Regions from separate parts of the Homo sapiens genome. Here all the other regions are linked to region 3. Evidence: chromatin loops called from intact Hi-C (ENCODE). Cell type or tissue: PC-3. All regions are shown on one strand.

Region 1 (8,000 bases), 96 kb after region 3:
CACTAGCTAGAAAGAATACAGGAAGAAAAAAAAACAAAATTAAGCCACATACCCAATATTGAGCCAATCTCTTAATCTGGAAATTCTATTCATTGACTTTCTTAAATTTGGGCTCCTGAATGATTCATTGTAGCAAGGATAGAATCACATTTAGACCAGAGAAGCATTAGTTTTCCCTAAAGTATATCAAAGATATGGGAGAGCATTAAATACTTAAACAAAAATCAGAGTACTTTTAATGAAAGGTAAGGGGAGTGTTGGATGCTGGCTAAACTATCAGCAATGTAGGCTGGGAGTGGTAGCTCATGCCTGTAATCCCAGCCCTTTGGGAGGCTGAGACTTGAGGATCACTTGGGGCCAGGAGCTCAAGACCAGTCTAGGCAACATAGTGAGACACGGTTTCTACAAAAATTTTAAAAGTTAGCTGGCTGTGGTGGTGTGCACCTGTAGTCCTAACTACTAGGTAGGCTGAAGCAGTAGGATTTCTTGAGTCAGGAGTTTGAAGTTAGAGTGAATGACACTACTGCACTGCAACCTGGGTGACAGAGTGACACACTGTCTCTTAAAAACAAAACAAAACAAAGAAATACTCTCTCACATTATTACTGAAATGTATAGCCATCTTGATCTAATTTGTTTTCCCTCTCGTGATAGGTGTACCAGTATAAGAAGTGTTTGACTTTCTCCTTAACTTTTGTATTGGTTTCCGATTGCCACTTAAACTTGGTGGTCTAAAACAACACAAATTTATTCACTTACAGTTCTGGAAGCCAGAAGTTCAAAATGGTCTTACTGATCTAAAATCAAGGTATAAGCAGAGATGTGTCCTTTCTGGAGCTTCTAGGAGAGAATCCTTTTTCTTGCCTTTTCTACTTTCTAGAGGCTACTTAAATTCCTTGGCTAGTGATTCCTTCTAGCACCCTCAAAGGTAGCAGTGTAGTATCTTCAAATCCCGTTCCTTTCTGACCTCTGCTTCCATCATTTCTGACTCTGAGCCTCTTGTTTTCATATTTCCCTTATTAGGAACCTCGTGATTATATTGGGCCCACCCCAGATATTGTCCCTATACTTAATCACACCTGCAAAATCCCTTTTGCCATGAACATATTGACAGGTTCTGAGGATTAGAATGTGGACATCTTTGTGATGGTGGGGGGTGTATTACTCTGTCTACTACAATTTTATTATCACATGAGGCTCAATGTCAGTGGTCTCTCATTCTAGGTATCAGATAATAGGGAATAGTAAGGACTGTGATAAGTTGGATAGCACACAATTTAGAAACAAGGGCTCAGGGTTAATCTTCCAGTTTTTTCAAAAAATCCAGAAATATCAATTATGATGCACAATCTCTCAATTTCAAAATTTCCATATTTTAGAACATGGTGTTTGGGTTTAAGGAGGTCCAATCAATAGTACATCTCTTTCCTAGTTTAATTCTGAATCAATTGGGAGACAAAGATAAAGATAGCTTCAAATAAAAATATTACCTTTCTGTTCCAGAATGGAACTTATCTCAGGGCAGCTAGTCTTTCTAATGTTAAACTCCAGAATTTGAATTATTGCCCAGTTGAAGGCAGAAACGTGCTCTGCTGGTGAACCAGCTACAAAGAAAAAGGGAAAAAGGAGCCATTTTACCTCTCATGGAAGGAGTGAGGAAATAAAGAAATATCAGGGGTTTTATATGAATTGATAAATCTGTACATAGAGAACGACCTGAAAGAAAACATCACAAGTTGGGGATTAAGCACTGTTCCTTTAATGCTTACCACTGAGTCATATTTTTTTACACACTCTGTAGCCCAACATTATACAGGCCAAAAGAAACATGTCTGTGGGTCACATGTAGCCCATGGGTCATTAATTTGTCGGCGTTTCATAGCTCCTGCAGATTTAGTCTTCTAGTAGCCCCTCTCACTCTACCCCAGCTCCCTCTATTGATTGGGCCATCTGGTCAGACATTGCACTTTTTCCACCAATGGTCAACCGACAAAGGGAAGGAAATGAAGCCAGCTATCATCTGGACTTGAGGCCCCATCAGAACGTCTGGGTGCAACTGCTATTGTAGCAAGCTTGGTAATGTAAACTAGGGAGTTTACATGGACAGAACTAATGTTCTATGAATCATTAGCGTAGTCTTTCTAGAGGGCAATTTGGCAGCATCTGTCAAATTTTTAAGTGCTTATGTTCCATGACCAGAGTATTAGAGATCTATACTACAGAAATAATAACATGAGTGAGAAAAAGAAAAAAAGCAAAGAAGAATTTTCTTTGTAATAACAAATTTAAAAAATGAAAACAACTTTAAAGTGTCCACCAAAAGGGGAAGGGATAAATAAATTATGGAAAAGTAAAGATGAAATATCACTTTTTATTTTATGTATTATATGATTTGAAATAGTTAAACAATTACATATTAATTTTTAGTACTTAATTTAAATTACACAATACATGATATTGTTTTTCAGCCAAAACATCATGATATAACAAAAGCCTAAAATGCCCCTTGCCCTTCATCTTGTCTTCTCTTTGTCCCCCACCTTCCCATGTACTCCCATGAGGTAAAATATACTGTCATTTTGATGTATAAGATTCCAGGCTTTTCTGCACATTTACATGAATAAATGAATGTATTTTTTATTGTAAATAATATATATGATTCTGCAGACTGCTCTTTTTATGGAACAGTATGCCTTGGGGATTTTTTTTCATGTCAGTATATACAGACTCACCTTGTTGAGTTTAGCTGCCATACTGTATCTACAGTATGGATAGGACACAGTTTATTCATTTTCCTATTGATGAACATTTAGGTAGTTTCTACTGTTCCACTCTTACAAAACAATGCTGCTATGAATATCTTTGTACAAACTTCCTTGGGTCCATGTATCCACTTTAGAAGTGAGATTACTGGGTTATAGGATGTATACCTTTCAAATCTTAATAAATAGTGTTTCTTCTGTAATTTAAAAATAATACTTTGTTTTAAGAAGCGAGAAAACAATATTCTTAAAAATAGCAAGTGGCTCTCTCATGTACAGATATACAATGTATACATATATAGCTAAAGAGATCCTGTGCCAGCCCTTAAAATTATCATTCTAAAATGGAATTCATTGTGAATCACAGCTTACCCCCCAAAAAAGCACAACAGTCATACACACTGGGCCTACTGTTTTTGGCATGCTTGGGATATAATACCCGCCGTTCTCTTTACATATACTTATGGGTAGTGTGTGTGTGTGTGTGTGTGTGTGTTTGTGTACATGCAAGCATGTGTGTGTGTGTGTCTCTGTGTGTGTGTGTTGGCACATGTGTGCTGTATAGAACTTGCAACAGGGTTTCTTCTAGATGACTCGTCTGAACCACAGCAATTTCTGTGGAAGTTGGAAGAAAATTGATGAATGTAAGAGATATCATGGAGTTGGAATCCCCTGGAAATCATGATTGGTAGGTCTAGGCAGCCAGGCACAGAGCAAAACTAAGGATGTCATGAAGTTTAGTTTCTTGTTTGCTGAGCTGAACGAGGTTTGTTGAACTATCTAAAACCACAGGGAGCACTGTTCACTGGGGTCAGCTTCGTCGATGCTGATAGCTTTGTCTCTTTGCTGCCAACAGCAGCATTTGGTAAGGTGTAAGAAGGCCTGCATTCTAGTCCTGGCTCTACCTCCAATTGGCTATGTGATCTTGAAGTAAGCATTTCACTGCACTTAATTCATCTATAAAATGAACAGGACCTTTTTCACCTTTAATATCATGGACTAGCAACTCCAAACCAAGAATTGAACAGACATTTAGATATCTGTTACACATACCTAAATCTATACAAGCTTGCATGTAACAGATATACAATGCTAAATTAATTCTTTTCATCTGTGCAGGATCTATTCTGGTATTTTTTCTTCAAGAATACTTGTTGTAAGGTTTTGCAGAACTAAAATGGGACAAATAGAAGTGAATCCAAAGATGATGTAGATGCTTCCAACAAGTGAAAGCCTGAAGTGGGAAAATTTGGGATGCCCAGACTCATAGACTGGAAGGGGATAGAATGAGAAAGAATCATCATAAAGTTGTAGAATCCCAGACTTTAAGGTTGCCTATACAAACCTCCAAGCTTCAACAGATATCAGTTCTACAAACACACCTGGCAGATGGCTATGAAAGGAGCTTGTTTGTGGTCTGGACTGGGGGGTGTGTTTTACAGCAAAAGGTAGCTGTCAGGGTAATGTCTTCCATTCAACTGGTCCCCTTTAATGCTGAACTCAGAGTAAGGCAGCACGGACATGTTTCATGAAAAAGAAACCTTGGGAGATCTTTATGCTAAAACACACACACACACACATGCACTGCACACACATGTATGGTTGGTACAGGCTTTGAAAGATATTACCTTGAAATTATTGTTTTGTTTTATCTTCAAAGACTTTATCTCTTCATGCAGTTTAGCTGTGTGGCCACCAGGGGACAGAAGGATGCCATTGATTGTATTGTGAATGTAAGCCTCGAAGTTTGTGCTCTCCCTAAGATTCAAAATGATGGCTCTCTGCTCATTTTGACCCCCTACCCAAGATATATAGTCACATATATCCAGCTTTTTCTATAAAACGAATGCCTTTGCTAAGCTGATTAAAATATGTCAAACTTTAAACTCATCATGCTGGAACCACATTTCCTAGGCCCCTGAAAAACAGCAGCAGTCTCTGGTTTGTAGCAACTCTTTTTCAGAGAAATCACTGGAATTCCAATTCCTTCTGTTTTTTTAAGGTCTCTCAGCTGTGTCTCATTTGGATTCCTCAGTGGCCTTTCCAAGGCCTCTTTTAGCCTAACTTCCCAAGACTCATTCTCCTTTGCTGGTCTCTTTCTACAAACGCAACATGGGGTTAGGTCAGTAATTCATGCAGTAAATATTTACTTTGTATTCACTGTGTGCCAAAACAAGCCCAGGCTCTCAGGAAACAAATAAAACTTTTCTGTCCTACAGCTTACATTCTAGTGAAAAGGCAGACAATAAACAAATATGTTCAGATGGCAATAAGTGCTATAGAGAGGTAATAATAAGAAATAGGAGAGGGAGATTGGGAGTTATTCAAGGAGGGGATGGTGGCAGGGCTGCTATTTTAGATGGTACTGTCAGAGCATATTTCTCTAATAAAGATGGCATTTCAGCTGTGACCTGAAGGAGGTGAGAGAGCAAGCCACATATTCCAGGAAGTTGGGGAGGGGCACAAATGTAAAGATCTTAAGGTGGCACTAGTTTCAGTATGTGTGAGGGGCAGCAAGGTGGCCAGTGTAGCTGGAGCTCAGTGAGAAATGGAGAGAATGATGGGAAATAAGATCAAATAGGTGACAAGAAATCTGATCTTGTAGGACCATATCTGTGAGATGATGCAGCTCTGACAGTTTTGAGCAGAGGATTGACATGGTCACTGTGGCTATAGTAAGAAGTGTGGGAGAAGGGATCATATTCTGGAAATGGCTTGAAGGGAAAGTTGACAGGATTTAATAATGAATTGTATGTGGTAAGTATGAGAAAGAAGAGTCAGGGGTAGGCTAAATATTTGGCCTAAGCAAATGGAGTTTCTATTTACCGGGACAAGAAAGACTTGGGGACAGGCAGTGAGGTAAAAAAGAAAACTAGAATAGTGTGTGTGTGGTCCTGAAAGCCAGGTGAAGAAAGTTTTGCAAGGAGGAGAGAGTGATCATCTGTGTCCTACACTAATGAGGTGGATGGCATCCCTTCTGGCTGTAGCTGTCGCTACAGGTGTTACTTGCCTCACAGACTCACTGACATTGCTGTGCTTTTCTGCCATGTCAGATACTTGCTGGATTGGGAAATGGTCCTCAAGTGTTAGAGACAATTCCACATGACCTCAAAACATGATGGTCCTCTATAGTCTGTTCTCAGTTCCCAGTTTCCTGGAGCTCAACTAGTTAACAGACACCTGAACTCTCATCCTGCATCAGGGGACAAAGGGACACACTACTCAGTGCTGCATTCAAAAAGCTCCTCTCCACCACACTCTGTTCAGCTTCCGGAGCAAAGTCTGTGAGAGGACCCCAGCTTTTTCCTTTTATAGTGGTTCTTTTCCACCTAGAATGCTGCCGGGGGTTGAGCGTCTACCTCAGCTCTCCCATACAAATCCTAGGGCGTCAAGCAATACTGCCTGTTTCATGGCCATTAAACCTTCATGTCCAATCTACGCAGATAATCCCAGGCACTCCAGGACTCACAGTGGCCCTAGACATACAAGCTGTACTGCACTAAATTAAAGAATCGTGCCATAAGCATTTTGCTGAGTAAATGGAATTACTAAAATAGAGACATGTTATTCTCACCCAATTTTTAGCTGTTTGTTTAACATCATAACATAATTTTGCTTTTATATACTGTCACTAATTAAAATTTAAGTTTGAAATTATCATTCTCTTCCAAGATCAGTTTTTGAGATAAACCCCTACCCCTTCTTCCCATCCCAGTCAATTTTATTATCTCCATTCATTTACCATGACTCTTCATAAATATCTTACGAAGGTATAGGGTAAGCTTAGGGGGAAACACGTTGTCCAGATTCAAGTCCTAACTGATTTGTTTCTTAGATGCATGACATTGGGAAAATTGCTTAATATCTCCATGACTCAGTTTTCTCTCCTAGAAAGCACAGATAATAATTGTTGTGAAGATTAAACAAGATGAAGTATGTAAAGTTCCAGGCACATTGTAGAAGCAAGAAGATAGAGTCCATCTTAGCTTGGGTCCATAAGAAAGAAAAATGTTGGCCCCAGTCAACATGCAATGATCACATAATGTAGCAATAAATAAGCTCTAGTTGCTTTAAGCCATTGAGATTTTGGGGGTTGTTACTTCAGCAGAACCAGGTGCTGACTAAGTAAAACAGAAATTGATACAGTGGCTAGGGCATACTATAACAAAATCTAAAATGAGTGACTTTGACAGAGTGGTAGGTTGGTGGGTGTTAAGGAAACATATTGAAGACTGAAAAGATGAAGATCCCTGTTAAGCAGAGGCAAAGCATTTGTTATAAATGTTGCCTATAGTCACTTGGGAAGAAAATCATGTGCCTATTGAATGTGTAGATTTGGAGGGAAAGATGGAAAACATAATGCTAGTAGTCTGTTGTTTGCTGTTAACTGAGAATTGACTGGCTTGACAGTAGAAATGATGGAAACGTCTCAGTATCAACTAAAGTTTATGGACTTTGCACATAATGCTGTGACAGGTTGGAAGAGCTTTGAGATTGCCCCCTTGACAGTAGGTATACTATCAAGAAATGAAGAAGTAAAGCAAAAGGAGTAAACACAAGCCAAATCATGAAATCTCTTTTAAGCCACATTAAGGAGTTAAGTCTCTTTCTTGAAGCAGCAGGAAGCCTTCAAGGGTTTTTGAAACAGGGATGACATGAGTGGCCTGGAAATGAATTTCTTATCAAAATTTAGAAGAGGCTAACATCTTATAAACAATATATGTGCACAAATCAGATCATGCATAATCTGAATTAAAATATCCTCAGAAACAACAAAGCATACATAATATAAAGTAAAAATAAAAATTCCCTTTCACATAACGCAAATTCCTCTTATTTCCCCAGATTATCATATTAATACTTTGATGTGTGTCTTTCCAGACCTTTGATATGCACCCAAACACATGCGTGTGCATGTATGCCCCCATTCCCCCATGCATGCACACACACATAAACGTAGAGTGTTGTTTTGTAACATGAATAGAGTCACACATATAGATCTAACTATATGACTATTTAACATGTGTTCCAGTGTGTGGATACACTATAACTTCTTTTTTTAAAATTTTACTTTAAATTCTGGGATACATGTGCAGAAAGTGCAGGTTTGTTACGTAGGTATACATGTGCTATGGTGGTTTGCTGCACCTATCAACTTGTCATCTAGGTATTAAGCCCCGCATGCATTAGGTATTTGTCTTAATGCTCTTCCTCCCCTTGACAGGCCCCGGTGTGTGA
Region 2 (8,000 bases), 180 kb after region 3:
TATGGTTAACATTGGTAACTTTCTAAGTACACCTGAGAAGACTATATATTGTAATTATACAGTGCATTGCTCTACATACATCAATTAGGTCAAGTTCATTAATGGTATTCTTTAATCCTAATCAAAACCCCAGCAGTGTTTGTTTATTTATCCATAAAAATCTGACTCTAAGCAGGGAAAAACAAAAAAGGCCACACCCATCTCAATGTATATTATTACTCTTAGGACCTGGGCCTCAAAAGTCCTGACTTCTTTTATTGCCTCTTGATGTTCTTTGCATTTTACGTAGCTTTTATAGCTGTTTGCAGTGGGAGGGTTGTTGTGATATAAGCTGCTCTACCAGAACTGAAAATGGAACTCCTTCCCCGACCACCGTATTTTTATTGTTGGTATTATTATTTCTAATGGAATGAATGAATTTTCTTAAAATAGTACAAAAGAAATATATTCATGGGATTTAAAAAATCTTTTCTTTTTTCATGTTGCTTGAATTTATTGTTATTTAACTAGTGTGTTTCTAGAAGACAGAATGTATAATAAATATAAATCAAAGCTCTTTCAATGCAATGGGTATTATTTACATGTGGAGAAGGGCAGCATTTACCTCAAATCATTATGTTTATGTTTCCAAAGGGCTTGCCCAACTATAGGCAGAGTAAATTCTTTCTGTTTGGGAGACATGTTGCTCAGGCCTAAGGCAAATTTAAGCAAGTCTCATTGAACATAGGAATCTCATACGCACAATACTCAGGGAGGCTGAGGCGGGAGAATTGTTCGAACCCTGGAGGCAGAGGTTGCAGTGAGCTGAGATCGCACCATTGCACTCCAGCCTGGGTAATAGGGTGAGACTCCATCTCCAAAAAAAAAAAAAAAAATTCTAGGTTGAATACCACTTCCGGCAGAACTTTGAGTTTCTATGAAATTTCCCATGGTCATATGTACATAAAGAGACGGCATATGCTTTTTCTCTCTCAGGTGTGGTCCCTGGTCCATGGGCCTTGGTCCATGGTCTTCTAGTTTCCAGTGTTGCTGAAACAAGTTTGATTCTTGCTACTTTATGGGTTACCTGTGTTTTGATTTGTTTTGTTTTGCTTTAATATTTCCCTTCTGGAGGCTGTTGCAAATTTACTTGAACCTCCATGTTCTGAAATTTTGTAACAATATGTCTAGACATAAGAAATTATTTTCAAGGTGATGGCTACTCTGTGGACTCTATCCATATGATGACTTGTATTATTTGGCTCAGATAAAGTATCTTATAATTTCTGGCACTTTTCTCTCATGTGCTATTTCTATACTCTCTTTCTGAAACTTCCATCCGTTGGATGACAGACTTGACTCTTTTCATTCCTATGTTTCACTCTTCCCCTTCTTCATGCCTCTAGTTTCTCTGGAATTCTTCAGGGTAGGTAGGAATCTTCCTGAGCGTTGTCCCCTTCCTCGCATATGTCTAAGTTTGATTTATTTCAGCCTAGTTCATGATTTACCACTTCTCTATCAAAAAATTAAATGGTACCAGCTCCTCTTTGTAGCTCTGGTAGAATTTGGCTGTGAATCCAACTGGTCCTGGGCCTTTTTTGGTTGGTAGGCTATTAATTACTGCCTCAATTCCAGAACTTGTTATTGGTCTATTCAAGGATTTGACTTCTTCCTGGTTTAGTCTTGGGAGGGTGTATGTGTCTAGGAAATTATCCATTTCTTCTAGATTTTCTAGCTTATTTGTGTAGAGGTGTTTATACTATTCTCCGATGGTAGTTTGTATTTCTGTGGGGTCAGTGGTGATATCTTCTTTATCATTTTTTATTGTGTCTATTTGATTCTTCTTTCTTTTCTTCTTTATTAGTCTGGCTAGTGGTCTATCTATTTTGTTAATCTTTGCAAAAAACCAGCTCCTGGATTCATTGATTTTTTTGAAGGGTTTTTCATTCTATCTCCTTCAGTTCTGTTCTGATCTTAGTTATTTCTTGCCTTCTGCTAGCTTTTGAATTTGTTTGCTCTTGTTTCTCTAGTTCTTTTTTTTCTTTTCTTGTTTGTTTTTTTTTTTTTACTGAGTTTTGCTCTTATTGCCCAGGCTGGAGTGCAATGGCGCGATCTTGGCTCACCGCAACCTCCGCCTACAGGTTCAAGCAATTCTTCTGCCTCAGTCTCCTGAGTAGCTGGGATTACAGGCATGCGCCACCACGCCCGGCTAATTTTGTATTTTCAGTACAGACGGGGTTTCTCCATGTTGGTCAGGCTGGTCTCAAACTCCTGACCTCAGGTGATCTGCCGGCCTTGGCCTCCCAAAGTGCTGGGATTACAGGTGTGAGTCACCATGCCCAGCCCCTCTGGTTCTTTTAATTGTGATGTTAGGGTGTTGATTTTAGATCTCTCCTGCTTTCTCCTATGGGCATTTAGTGCTATAAATTCTGGAAAAATAAAAAAGGGGAACTTTCCTTTCGGTAAAGTTGAGATTTGGGTTAGCAGCAGTTTACATTTTTTTTTTTTTTTTGAGGCAGGTTCTCACTCTGTTGCACAGGCTGGAATGCAGTGGCGTGATTTCGGTTCACTGCAACCTGTCTCCAGGGTTCAAGCGATTCTTGTGCCTCAGCCTCCCACGTAGCTGGGACTACAGGCGCATGCCACCATGCCCAGCTAATTTTTGTGCTCTTTTTTTTTTGTTTTTTTTAGTAGAGACGGGGTTTCACCATGTTGCCCAGGCTGGTCTTGAACTCCTGAGCTCAAGTGATCCACCCACCTTGGCCTCCCAAAGTGCTGGGATTACAGGCATGAGCCACCACACCTGGCCAGTTTACAAACATTTTTGACCACAGCCACAGTAAGAACACATTTTATATTGTGACTCGGTGTACTCATAACTGTGTAGAATGGAAACAAAAATTCTCCCAAAGGTTACTTGACTCAACATGAGGAGTGCTGTAGGATATCTCATTTGTATTTGATTCTTGTATATTTCCTTTTTAAAAATGTTTGGTTGAGATTCACTAAATTTATATGAGGATCCATTAATAGTTTGTAACCCACAGGTGGAAGACTTCTGGAACATAAGTTACAAAAGATATAGCAACACTAGGCTAGTAGGGCCCTTCCAGAACAAGCCTTCCACAGTTTCCATGGCTACCCATTTTTCAGGTCAATGAAATTAGTGATGCAGTCAACCAAAACTATCATGGCAATCTGCCCCTCTCTTTCTTCTTCATCAGACCTGGGAATGCACCACATAATGAAAGCAACAGGAATGTGACATCTCTCGACAGTGCTCTCACAGAGAAACCAGGCCAGTTTTTGCAAGAATGGTTTGTTCATATACCTCACCCAGGCTGCAGAAGACCTGACCCCTTCCCTCACCTCAACAGCCACTCAGATGAGAATTTATTTCTTTATGGGTCCTTTGAGGAGTTGCCCTCCCCCAGGGTGTGGAGAATTACTGATGACTCAGAGACGCCAAACACCAGCTCTGAATCAGGGGACATGCCACCTCTAAGCCTCCCTTCGGGTTTCCCCACATGCCACAAGTCCACCAGGCTCCTGCAGCCCTGCTGGCGGTGTGAGGTCCCTCGCCTTAAGCCCAGCTACCCTTTGCCACTGGGCTGATTGCCTACCTGGGTACTATAGGGCCTCTTTCCCATAATGCTGGAGATGGGACCCTGAACTAAAGGACCACAGCCTTTCCAGAGCAGCAGATCGGCTGCCAAATCTGATCTGCAGAGCTATGAGTGGGGGGTGGCAAAGGGAAATTGTGGGTGTGGGTGGACATGGGGGTGATGGCGTTGCTCCACTTTTAGCAGCTGAAGGGAGAACATGTGGTGGCTTGGAGTACCTCAAAAGAGTGGGAGGTTAAGAGTAAGGTTTTGAAAGTCAGATGGTTTCAACTCAATGTTGGTTCTTCCCCTTATTGTCTGTGTGACTTTGCCGTTGACCAATTTTTTAACCTAGTCTGTGGTCTCCACTTGTGTAACTTCTACTTTTCATCTTGTTTTGAAGAATACATGTGATAATGCATATGAATCATGAATTGCCTCACATATAGCATGGGCTCATTAATAGTAGCTGCTATTATTAATGCATTGTTGTTATCATACTGGAGAAGAGAAAAAGGTGGAAAGACTTAGCCAGTGGCCCCTGGAATGCAGCTAAATGCAGGATGTAATGCCTGGGAACTGCACATATAGTGTACCCTATTACAGAAACTTGCCCTTCCTGGTTTGGCAGAGTGTGTCATGCTTGCCTGTTAGGAGGAGAAGCTTCTTGAGTAGCTGTGCTCAGAAGGACTCTGAAGCCATGGCAAGTCCCAGTGTGGTAACAGAGCCTCACACTGAGCATCTCGGCCTGTCATGGGTTTGGAGTGGTGAACATGGGCAGGCCAGCTGAGTATCTGTCTTCCCTTCCCCTTTAGGACTTAATATTTTGTGATTTAGTCATAATTTTTCAGGCTTTTCAAGATGGCTTGTTTTAAATGCATTATTTCTCATTGGGACTTTCAGGGGGTGATACGTAAGCCTCACCTACATTCCTGAAAGGCCACATTCTACAAGGCACATATTTGAGGAGGCTGTTAGGTGCATAATAGAGATGGGTCTAGCATTGGAGGGGAACAGAAGTGGTGGGAAAGAAACAACAAGTCACAGAATAAGAAATATAAAAGGGAGAAAATTAGAACACATGCAGCGTAAAACAGCAAGCTAAAACTCCTGCTGGGCCCTGATGCTAAGGCAGGGTCAATATTCTGTACCTCGATGAGCAAGCACTGCCACCTGCTGGCCAAGGGGAATGTGACTGCCAAGGGATTCCTTTGGAAATGGCATACATGCATACATCATTTTGTTGTGCTTTGAACATAATTGCATTTTTTTTTTTTTTTTTTTACAAATTGAAGGTTTGTGGCAGCTCTATCTCAATCAAGTCTATCGGCACCATTTTTCCAACAGCATGTGCTCACTTTGTGTCTCTGCTACATTTTGGTAATTCTCTGAAATGTTTTAAAGAAATGAAAAATTTCAAACTTTTTCACTATTATTGTATTTGTTATGATGATCTGTGATCAGTGATCTTTGATGTTACTATCGGAATTCTTCCACAAACCACACCCATATAAGACAGCAAATTTAATGGATAAACGTGTGTGCGTTCTGACTGTTCCACAAACTGACAGTTCCCCCATCTGTCTCCCACTCCTCAGCCCTTCCTATCCCTGAGACACAGCAATATTAAATTAGGCCAACTAATAACCCTACAGTGGCCTCTAAGTTTTCAAGTGAAAGGAAGAGTTACACATGTACACTTTCAACCAAAAGCTAGAAATGATTAAGTTTAGTGAAGAAGGCATGTTGAAAGCTGAGAGAGGCAAAAAACCAGACCTCTTGTGCCAAACAGCCAAGTTTTGAATGCAAAGGAAAAGTTCTTGAAGGAAATTAAAAGTGCCACTCCAGTCAACATAGAAATGACAAAAAGGAAAACAGCTTTATTTCTGATATGGAGAAAGTTTTAATAGTCGAGATAGAAGATCAAACCAGCCACAACATTCCCTTAAGCCAAAGCCTAATCCAGAGCAAGGCCCTAGCTCTTCAATTCTGTGAAGGATAAGAGAGGTGAGGAAGCTGCAGAAACAAAGTTGGAAGCTAGCAGAGGTTGGTTCATGAGGTTTAAAGAAAGAAGCTGTTTCCATAACATAAAAATGCAAGGTGAAGCAGCAAGTGCAGGTGGAGAAGCTGCAAAAAGTCACCCAGAAGATTCAGCTAAGATCATTGAAGAAGGTGGCTACACTAAACAACATATTTTCAATGTAGACAAACAGCCTTGTATTGGAAGAAGATGCATCTAGGACTTTCATAGCCAAAGAGGAGAAGACAATGCCTGGCTTCGAAACTTCAAAAGACACTGACTGTCTTGCTAGGGGCTAATGCTGCTGGTAACTTTAAACTGAAGACAATGCTCATTTACCATTCCAAAACTCCTAGGGCCAATATGAATTATGCCAAATGTACTCTGCCTGTGCTCTTGAAATGAAGCACATTTCTAGATGAAAGCACATCTGTGTACAACATGGTTTACTGAATAAGCCCACATAAACCTACTGTAGAGAAAAAAAATCCTTTCAAAATATTACTGCTCATTGACATTGCACCTGGTCAACCAAGAACTCTGATGGAAATGTGCATGGTGATGAATGTTGTTTTCATGTCTGCTAACATAGCATCCTTTCTGCAGCCCATGGATCAAAGAGTTGTTTAAACTTTCAAGTGTTATTATGTAAGAAATACATTTTGTAAGGCTGTAGCTGCCATACACAGTGATTAGTCTGATGGATTTAGGTAAAGGAAATTGAAAACCTTCTGAAAAAAGTTACCATTTAAGATGACATTAAGAACATTCATGATTCATGGGAGAAAGTCAGAAATATCAACATTAACAGGAATTTGGAATAAGTTAATTCTAACCCTCAGGGATAGCTTTGAAGGATACAAAACTTCAATGGAGGAAGCAACTGCAGATGTGGTAGAAATAGCAAGAGAGCTAGAATTAGAAGTGGAGTATAAAGAAGTGACTGAATTGCTGCAATTTCATTTTTTTGTTTTTAATTTTTGTAAGTATATAATAGGTGTATACATTCATGGGTCACATAAGATATTCTGATACAGGCATGCAATGCATAATAATCACATCCAGGTAAATGGGGTATTCATCACCTCAAGCATTTATCCTTTGTGTTACAAACAAATTACACTCTTCATTATTTTAAAATGTACAACTAAATTATTTTTGACTATAGTCACTTTGTGGTGCTGGCAAATACTAGGTCTTACTCATTCTTTCTAACTATGTTTTTGTACCACTTAACAATCCCCACTTCTTCCTGACCACACCCTCTCTGCCTCCAACCAATACCCTTCTCATCTTCTGGTAACCATCATTCTACTCTCCATATCCATGAGTTTAGTTGTTTTAATTTTTAGCTTTCACAAATAAGGAAGAACATGCAAAGTTTGTCTTTCTGTGGTTGGCTTATTTCACTTAACATAATGATCTCCAGTTCCACACATGTTGTTGCAAATGAGAGGATCTCATCCCTTTTTATGCCTGGATAGTACTCCAGTGCGTATATGTACCACATTTTCTTTCTTTTCTTTAAGCTGAAAGCAATGATCATTTACCATTCCAAACTCCTAGGGCCCATAAGAATTATGCCAAATCTACTCTGCCTGTGCTCCAGAAATGAAACAACAAAGCCTAGATGACAGCACATCTGCTTAGAGCATGATTTACTGAATATTTTAAGCCCACTTAAACCTACTGTAAAGAAAACTAGGTTCTCCATATTGGTTGTACCAATTTACATTCCCACCAACTGCATATGAGACTTCCCTTGTCTCCACATTCTTGCCAGCATTTGTTATTGCCTGTCTTTTGGTTAAAAGCTATTTTAGGCAGGGCATGGTGGCTCATGCCTGTAATCCCAGCACTTTGGGAGGCCGAGGCGGGCGGATCACGAGGTCAGGAGATAAAGACCATCCTGGCTAACACGGTGAAACCCCATCTCTACTAAAAATACAAAAAATTAGCCGGGAGTGGTGGCGGGCGCCTGTAGTCCCAGCTACTTGGGAGGCTGAGGCAGGAGAATGGCGTGAACCCGGGAGGCGGAGCTTGCAGTGAGCCTAGATCGGGTCACTGCACTCCAGCCTGGGCAACAGAGTGAGACTCTGTCTCAAAAAAAAAAAAAAATGCTATTTTAACTGGGGTGAGATAATATCTCATTGTAGTTTTAATTTGCATTTCTCTGATGATCAATGATGTTGAGCACCTTTTCATATGTCTGCTTGCAATTTGTATGTCTTATCTTTTGCCAAATGTTTATTAAGATCCTTTGCCCTTTTTAAAATCAGATTATAAAATTTTTTTCCTAAAGAGTTGTTTGAGCTCCTTATATATTCTGGTTACTAATCTCTTGTCAGATGGGTAGATTGTAAATATTTTCTTCCATTTTGTGGGTTGTCTCTTTACTT
Region 3 (8,000 bases):
AAAATGGGCAAATGATCTGAAAAGACGTTTCTCAAAAGTAGATATACAAATAGCAAACAGGTATATGAAAAATGCTCAACATCACTAATCGTCAGGGAAGTGCAAATCAAAACCAAAACAGTATGGAGATTCCTCTAAGCACTAAAAGTAAAACTACCATTTGATCCAGCTACCATTTGATCCACTACTGGGTATCTACCCAGAGGAAAATAAGTCATTATACGAAAAAGATACATGCACAGGTATGTTTATAGCATCACAATTCACAATTGCAAAAATATGGAACCAGCCCAAATGCCCATCAATCAACGAGTGGATAAAGAAATTGTGGTACATATATATATGATGGAATACTACTCAGCCATAAAAAGGAAATAATTAATGGCATTCACAGAAAACTCGATGAAACTGGAGACTATTATTCTAAGTGAAGTAATTCAGGAATGGAAAACCAAATATCATATGTTCTCACTCATAAGTAGGAGCTAAGTTATGAGGACGCAAAGGCATAAGAATGATATAATTGACTTTGGGGACTTGAGGGAAAGGGAAGAGGGGGGTGAGGGATAAAAGACTACACATTGGGTTCAGTGCATACTGCTTGGCTGATGGGTGAACCAAAACCTCAAAAATCACCACTAAAGAACCTACTCATGTAACCAAATACCACCTGTTCCCCAAAAACCTATGGAAATAAAAAAATTAAAACCAAAACCAAAATGAGATACAATCTCATCCCAGTTAGAATGGCTATTATTAAAAAGAGTAATTTTAAAATGCTGGCAGAGAAAAAGGGAACACCATACACTGTTGGTGGGAATGGAAACTAGCAGAGCTGCTACAGAAAACAGTAAACAGCTTCCTCCAAACAATAAAAATAGAACTATCATATGCTCCAGCAATCCCAGTGTTGGTAATATTTCCAAAATAAAGGAAATCTGTATATCAAAACGACATCTGCACTCCCATGTTTATTGCAGCACTATCCACAATGGCCAAGTTATGGAATCAACCCAAGTGTCCATCAATGGATAAATGAATAAAGAAAATGTGGTATATATACACAATAGAATACTATTTGGCCATAAAAAGATTAGAAAAGATTAAAAATTTAAATGAAATTCTGTCATTTACATCAACATGAATGGAACTGAAAGTCATCACGTTAAGTGAAATAAGCCAGAAGACAAACAGCACATATTTTCACACATATATGGGAACTATAAAAGTGAATCTCATGGAGATAAAAGGTAGAATGGTGGTATCAGAGGCTGGGAAGGGTAGGGGGAGGGGGAATGAGAGATTGCTTAAGGGATACAAACAGACATTTAGATAAAAAAAAATAAGTTCCAGCATTTGATAGTACAGTAGGGAAATTCTAGTTAACAATAGTTTATTATGTATTTCAAAACAGCAAGAGAAGATTTGTAATGTTCCCAACACAAAGAAAAGATAAATAGTTTAGGTGATGGATATCCCAATTACCCTGATTTGATCATTACACATTGTATACAGGTATCAAAATACCACATGTACTCCTTTTGGGTACATGTACAACTTTTGGGGTATATGTATAACTAATATTTATCAACAAAAATTAATAGAAACAATAAATATGTAATATTTCAGATATGTGGTAGGGAAAAATGAAGTAAAAAAGAGGTTAGGAGTACTCTTGCTATTTTATATAGGGCAGTCAGGGAAAGCTTCATGATAAAGTAACTTACAAGTATTTCATAAAATTTTTATGCCTTCAGATTGGAAGATGTAACTTCTTACTTCTTCTATAAGCTATACAATAAGTATTCACGCATTAAGGTATTTACATCTATTTGGTCAGTTTATGGAGCAATGGGAAAAGAGAAGCCACCTTCCAGGTACCTACTATGTGCCACACACTTTATATACTATATATGTTATCTCATTTAATCCTCATCATCAACCTCTGAAGTATTAGTAAGCTTGCTGTATAAACGGGGACACTAAAGTTCAGTGAAAATAAGTGAATAACCCAAGACCATATAGTCGTTAAGTATCAGAGGTAGGATTTGAACCCATGACTGATGGGATTCAAAGTCGTGAAGCTAAAGCTGGATGCCCTACGTAGCTACTGGAAAGTGCCAGTCAGAGAAATTATACTGCCTTGCATACCAAGTGATGTAAATTTACTTTTTATCTAGACTTACCTTAGGGCATGCAGAACTTTCTACTTTGTATTTATTTATATTGTGTCAATTTTCCCCAAGAGGTTATATAAGCTTTATGAGAGTGGCATCTGTGTCTGAATCATCTTCGGTGTCTGGTAGAGTGTCAGAACCTTGGCGGGAACCTCTTAAACATATGCCTAAATACTTAACTGAATGAAATAAACCCAGAAGCTTAGAATTAAGTCACTAACTATTAAGTCTTTCCTCAAATAACACCAATGTTTTTTGAACAACACACTAGGGAAAAGTCTTATGGTAACTAAGAATGTCACCTGCTTCTACCAAGGTAATTAATAAAGAGTTAAATCATAAGCACTTAAATCAAATTAGAAACAGGATTTGCAGGTGAAATTCACAATATTGACTAAGTGGGTTTCAGTGTTCTTTGAAGCAAAGTCTTAATTGTTGTTGTTGGTAGTGATGTTTTTCTAACACAAGGAGCCCCTCCTACTGCTAAGCACATGAGTTCCATGACCTTTAACCTTTGGAGTTAAACCTTTTGAGAATATATCTGAGAATTGTATATATATACACAGATATATATATATACGTATATGTATGCCATTCTTTATATATATATAAAGTTTATATTTGTTATAGATTCCATAGTCATATTTCCCCTTTGTAAACCACTGGACTAGAGGATCAAAAATGCTTTTTGAACCTGTAGTCATTTTTACTCTTCAGAGTAATAAATGAAACAGTACTTCTTTCATTCTTGGAAACACTACTTAAGGGCATCTTTGTAACCAAGCAGGTGAGAGATTACTACACACTCAAGACTAAACTAGTGGAGAAACCATGAACAGATTCTGTAGAATAATGTAGAACAGTGTCTTTGTTATGCCCAGGGTCAATTTGTAAACAGCTTTTGCTTCTTCTGGCATAGAGGAAAAGAAAGATTTGAGGATATGAAAAGAATGACTCTTACAGCAGGGGAATAAGTGGACATCTGCAACATGGCTGCAGGCCAAGAGATAAGGAGAGTAAAGACAGTGTGCCTCCCTGCAAAAGGGCAGGGCCAATGGACGGAAAGCACAATATATCTGATACCAAGTTTTAAATTTCCTTTCTGCATTGTAAATCCCTGGTATTATCCTCAAGCCTTAAACAAGACAACTTTCTGTTAGCTGGGTTTTGAGAAAGAGGCTGTTTTCCACAGTTTGGGGATGAAATGGGTCAGAGAGAGGTAGTAGTATCATGGAGAACCAGTTACTAGGAAGCAGGGGTGACTGAAAGAAAAGCTGTTATGTATGTGATACTAAGTGAGGGGACAAGAGAAAATTCACGTTAAGCTTGTGACACACGTAAAAATACCCAGGGTTCCTCAATCTTACTGGGAGAGGAAAGTGACCCCCAACATTCTCAAATAATCATGTTCCTAGTTTATATTAAAGGGAGAGGTAATGCAGCCCCTCCACCAATCTCTAAGGACTGAAGAACTAGACACATTTGAATTATACTATAGTGGTGCCTTTGTTTTCAAGGATAATAAAGGGCATTGCCAAAAGGCACATGTAAGAGCAAATGTATACATATGGAAAATTCATTGAGTAGTCTCAGGTCATGGCACAAAATGAAAAGATAGTTTGTATTTAAATAGTTCATAAAGTATATCCACATTTTCCCTAGACTAATATTTACTTACTTTATTACTTCAAACTATCCCTTTAAAAATGGATCATCAACTGGAAGTCATAATAATTTTGTTTTATTGCTTGCCATATGGGATTTTCTCCCGAATATTTGGACATTATAACTGCAGACAATTTGAGAATCTTTACCTCGGAGGCTCTCCATCCAACACCATTTTAAGAGAAGGGAAGTGACATTGCCACAAATATCCCTGATGTTCATCTCCTCTATAAAATCCCCATGCTTAAACCCTCACAGGAAGAACTTCCAAAGGAGAAACCAATGTTTTTGTACACCCAATACTTCTGGGCAATTTTCAAAATTTGATTTTCTGATGTTTGAGATGGTGATGAAGTAGTAGGGAGAGGGAGAGGTGTAGCTAATGTGCTTCAAAGTGGATGTCTCAGCTATAAAACCACAAAAGCCAAAATGGGATTATTGTTCCTCCAATGAATAAGCAATGAATAGCATCAGGAAACAAGCAACGGTCATAAAATAATGAATCAAATCCTAAATTGGTAGCATTTCGTTGTCAGTGTGACTCACTCCTTTTCCGTCCAACTCATCCTTTCATTAACAAAAGAAACAAAGTCACTCTGATCATCTAGACTTCTTGAGTATCCAATTTTTTCACTATTATTGTTCCCTCTTATATTTACAGACCTGTTTATTTAATCCAATGAGGTGGAGGCAAAGAGCTTTACACTGTGCTTTGTTGTAAGGAAGCATAGATGGCTAGAGAAACAGGGAAATATTGTGGTATAGAAATAGTAGTTAATACTTATTTAGTATTTACTAAGTGCCAGATAAAAGAGGTAAAGTAACATACCCATATTATAACTGGTAAGTGGCAATAGCAGAATTCCAACCACTGTACTTTACTTAGTGTGAATTCACATCCTGAATCTGCATTTACTTATAGACCAGATTTGATCTTAATGATGTGAATAATTCTGAAGTACTGTATTTTGCAGCCTTGAGGGAATATCATATACTAAATTCCTAATCATTTGTTTCTTCCACCAAGAGGATGTTGTGGGATTCTTGGTAGCACAATGAGAATAACAGAAGAGGTTCCCGGATCTGTAATTTCTTCCGTTTACTTAAACTTTCTGACCCAAGAAACTCTGAGGTTTCAAGGATCATCTAATGGAATACCTGGGCATCAGGAAAGACAGTTTCATATAGGAGTTAACAGCACAGACCTGGGAGCCGTAATGTCTTGGTTTGAATCTTGGCTCCTCCAGTTAATAGCTTGAGATAATACGTTACTTAACTTCTCCATGACAGTTTCCATATCTCCAAATTGGAATAATAATGGCACTTACTCTTAGGGTTGTTGTGGCGATTAAACAATAGAATCAGTCAAGCGAGTAGATCAAGGGCCACACTGCTTTGGCACCTCATGCACAGAAAGCACAAGGAGAAAATTGAGATGAAAGACCAATACAGAGCCCTTTCCTCTCTATTACTGGAGGGAAGCAGTAAAATAATCATGTGACCTTTGTAAGAAAGGGATCATGTGACCCTTTTAAGAATAAGAATGAAGTCAGTAGTCAGGTGGGCCTGTGAAGGAAGCTCCAGGTAAATGCAAGGAATTTTGCTCCTTAAACATTGTGGTTTTTGTGCTAGATGTTCTAGGCATCATATTCCATCAACTGAGTATTTATTGTATCCATATGGCACTGATGTAGGGAATGGGGATACACAGAATTGCAAATCGGTCTATCCTCCAGAAACTAACATTTTAGCTATGAGTAGACATATTGGGGGCACAGAAGGGCTAGCCTAGATGCTAGATATAAACATGGTAGAAGTTCAGAGAAGAGAATGGTGGGCAAAGGCTGAGCAAACCACAAGAATTCTGGATTTATGGCTAAGTTTTATCTTGATCTCATCCAGGCAGATCATAGATGCCAAGAGAGAGCCAGGGAGGTCCTCTAGGCATGGCAAAGGGTACAGAAAAAATATAGAAATGTATATGATATCACTAGAGTCCAGTAGTTCTACCAATTGGCTGGAGGAGACGATTCTACAGGGAGAGGAGTAGTGGGAGCTGCAGTGAGAGGTGTAGGAGGAAAAGCTACCTCCACAGATTTGACTCCATCTGTGGAGGTAGATTTTCCATGGCCTGAAGTCTTGATGCCAGTTTGGCACCTTGGTGAGCAGAAGTTTCAGACCTCGTCCCAAATATTTTTGGTAAAATACAAGGTAAACTACTTCAGGAAATAACAATAATAATGAGTGGTTATCACAAATTCCCTGTGAGCTGAATGGACTATTATTTCTTATTCAGATTTTTTCATTGATTACAAAGGATATTAAACCTACTGATTGAATGCGCAAATCCACATGGGCCAAATAGCATCCTGGCAACATCAGAATATCTTTTGATCCTCCCAGTAAATGCTCTGGTCATGTTCCACTGTTGGGAATGTTCACAGACCATATGCTCTTCAGAAGCATATATATATTCCAGTGGATTTTCTCCTACTTTTACTGGTAACCAGTCAAGGATTCAGATATTATCTATACAGATACGAGGTATACTTAATTTCTCACCCAGATTAATTTAAAAGCACCCCTTAAAATACTGCCCAAATGTAATTCTTTTCCGTGCTTTTAGTGTCAACAACAGCATGGCTTTGCCTATTAAGTTAAAACACAAAAAGGTTACAAAAATGTTTCAGCAAATATTTAGCTAGAACAAGGTCTTCAGAAGAAAAATAGAGGAGAACAAATAAAGGTTTCATGTGGCCAATATTACAAGTGGCACTTTACAAATAAATACATCTATATCCAAAGCCTTTTCGTTTTGTGGAAATGTCTTCTATCAATCAGTTAATGACATGTGTCCCAGACCAGACACTGCAGACAACCATTCTAGCTTGTGGTGGGAGTAGGGTTAAAGAGCAAGGGTGAGTTTACAATGTATCAGCCTAATATGATCACCTTTTAGGTATTTAGGATACTTAGATCAAAGGGAATTGGCATATGAATATGGGGCAGACAGAGATTTCTTTCTTCCTTTATATTCTCCCTATATAAGAATATACAATATACTTCTCTAAGTGTTTTTACTATAACCTTTTACTCAGCTTTAGAGAACGTGAAATGAGGTCAAACTCCTTGTTTATAGTGTCCAACGTAATTAGAATAAAGTGTTGTTTCACCTGGCTACTCACTTTGCCAAATGCCAAGGGAGGAAAAACAAGGAGTACCCCTAGTCATTAATATCAGAATGAAACTGCTTTTCTAGAGCTAAAACTGCCATGTCAAGTTCTGTGTAGAGTAGTCAAAGGGTCCAGGGGTCCTCCCCTCGGGATTCTAAGTCCTGTCAACACCTTGACCATCTCTATGCAGAGATAGAAGAAACTCAGGGGATCGGGAAGTTGAGTTCTTTTGTCTATGCCTCCATGGCTGATACTGGAGAATGACTCACACTTTCTCCAAACCCCTTCTAGCAGGCCTTCTTGTACTGCAGATGCTAGAAAGCTAAACACACACACACACACACACACACTCACTCACACTTTCCAGACTCCCTTGCAGCTAGAGTTCTAATTGTGGTTTATAATCTAGTAGTCAGATGCATCCACGGGATGACTGGAATGAGAATGTGAACTTTGTGCTGGATGTCAGTGATTCTTTCAAGCAGTGAGTTCAAGGCATTCAGTTCATTTGGAGAGCACTGGTGAAGGTTCTAATAGCTATTCTCCAGAATGACAGATGCTGAGCACCATGAGGCAGCAGGGGCAAAGTGTTTGCTAGAAACATCCTGCAGTGTGATTACTGGTACTTCTGGCCATGTAGCATCCAAACCACGTTCTCTGCCTCTCCCAGAAATTCCTTGAAGTACCATCCTCAGTTATTTGTTGCCATAAAATGATGCACAACAGCCCTATAATTTCAGTGACATACAAAAATAAGCATTTAGTTATCCCATAAATCTACAGAGTTCAGATGGCCTGGCCTTGGCTGATTTTGGCTGGGTTTGCTAATATATCTATAGTCAGCTGCAATTCAGCTTGCCTAAATGCCTGGAGATCAAGTGGCTGTTAGACAATCCAAGATAGCTTCAGCTTGGGTAACTTTCATGACTTGGCTCTGTACCACATGTCTCTCATCCTCCAGCAGGCTAGCTTTGGCTCTTGTCAT

What was found. A loop is a pair of places that touch in the nucleus more often than their neighbours do. Peaks named below come from ENCODE experiments on the same cell type or tissue, not always from the same donor. Only the 100,000 strongest peaks of a DNase experiment are listed, where the experiment ranks them.
Region 1: it touches region 3 in a loop (6-fold over the local background); 3 of 110 quality-filtered maps call a loop at or near these places.
Region 2: it touches region 3 in a loop (13-fold over the local background); 7 of 110 quality-filtered maps call a loop at or near these places.

What each region holds. Positions count from the first base shown.
Region 1 is chrX:37,821,886-37,829,885 of GRCh38, reverse strand. No RefSeq gene overlaps it. Among named protein-coding and RNA genes, the nearest start is that of DYNLT3, 22 kb to the left of the region's middle. In PC-3, a CTCF peak has its summit at 4,458 (motif pointing right); a DNase peak (open chromatin) is centred at 4,465; H3K4me3 peaks cover 355 bases; H3K27ac peaks cover 431 bases.
Region 2 is chrX:37,742,304-37,750,303 of GRCh38, reverse strand. No RefSeq gene overlaps it. Among named protein-coding and RNA genes, the nearest start is that of CYBB, 34 kb to the left of the region's middle. RefSeq lists an enhancer at 4,624-4,673. In PC-3, a CTCF peak has its summit at 4,754 (motif pointing left); DNase peaks (open chromatin) are centred at 3,433 and 4,743; H3K27ac peaks cover 509 bases.
Region 3 is chrX:37,918,312-37,926,311 of GRCh38, reverse strand. It overlaps a transcript of SYTL5 not described here. Among named protein-coding and RNA genes, the nearest start is that of H2AP, 68 kb to the left of the region's middle. In PC-3, no CTCF peak of the experiment used is centred here; a DNase peak (open chromatin) is centred at 4,261; H3K4me3 peaks cover 319 bases; H3K27ac peaks cover 2,280 bases.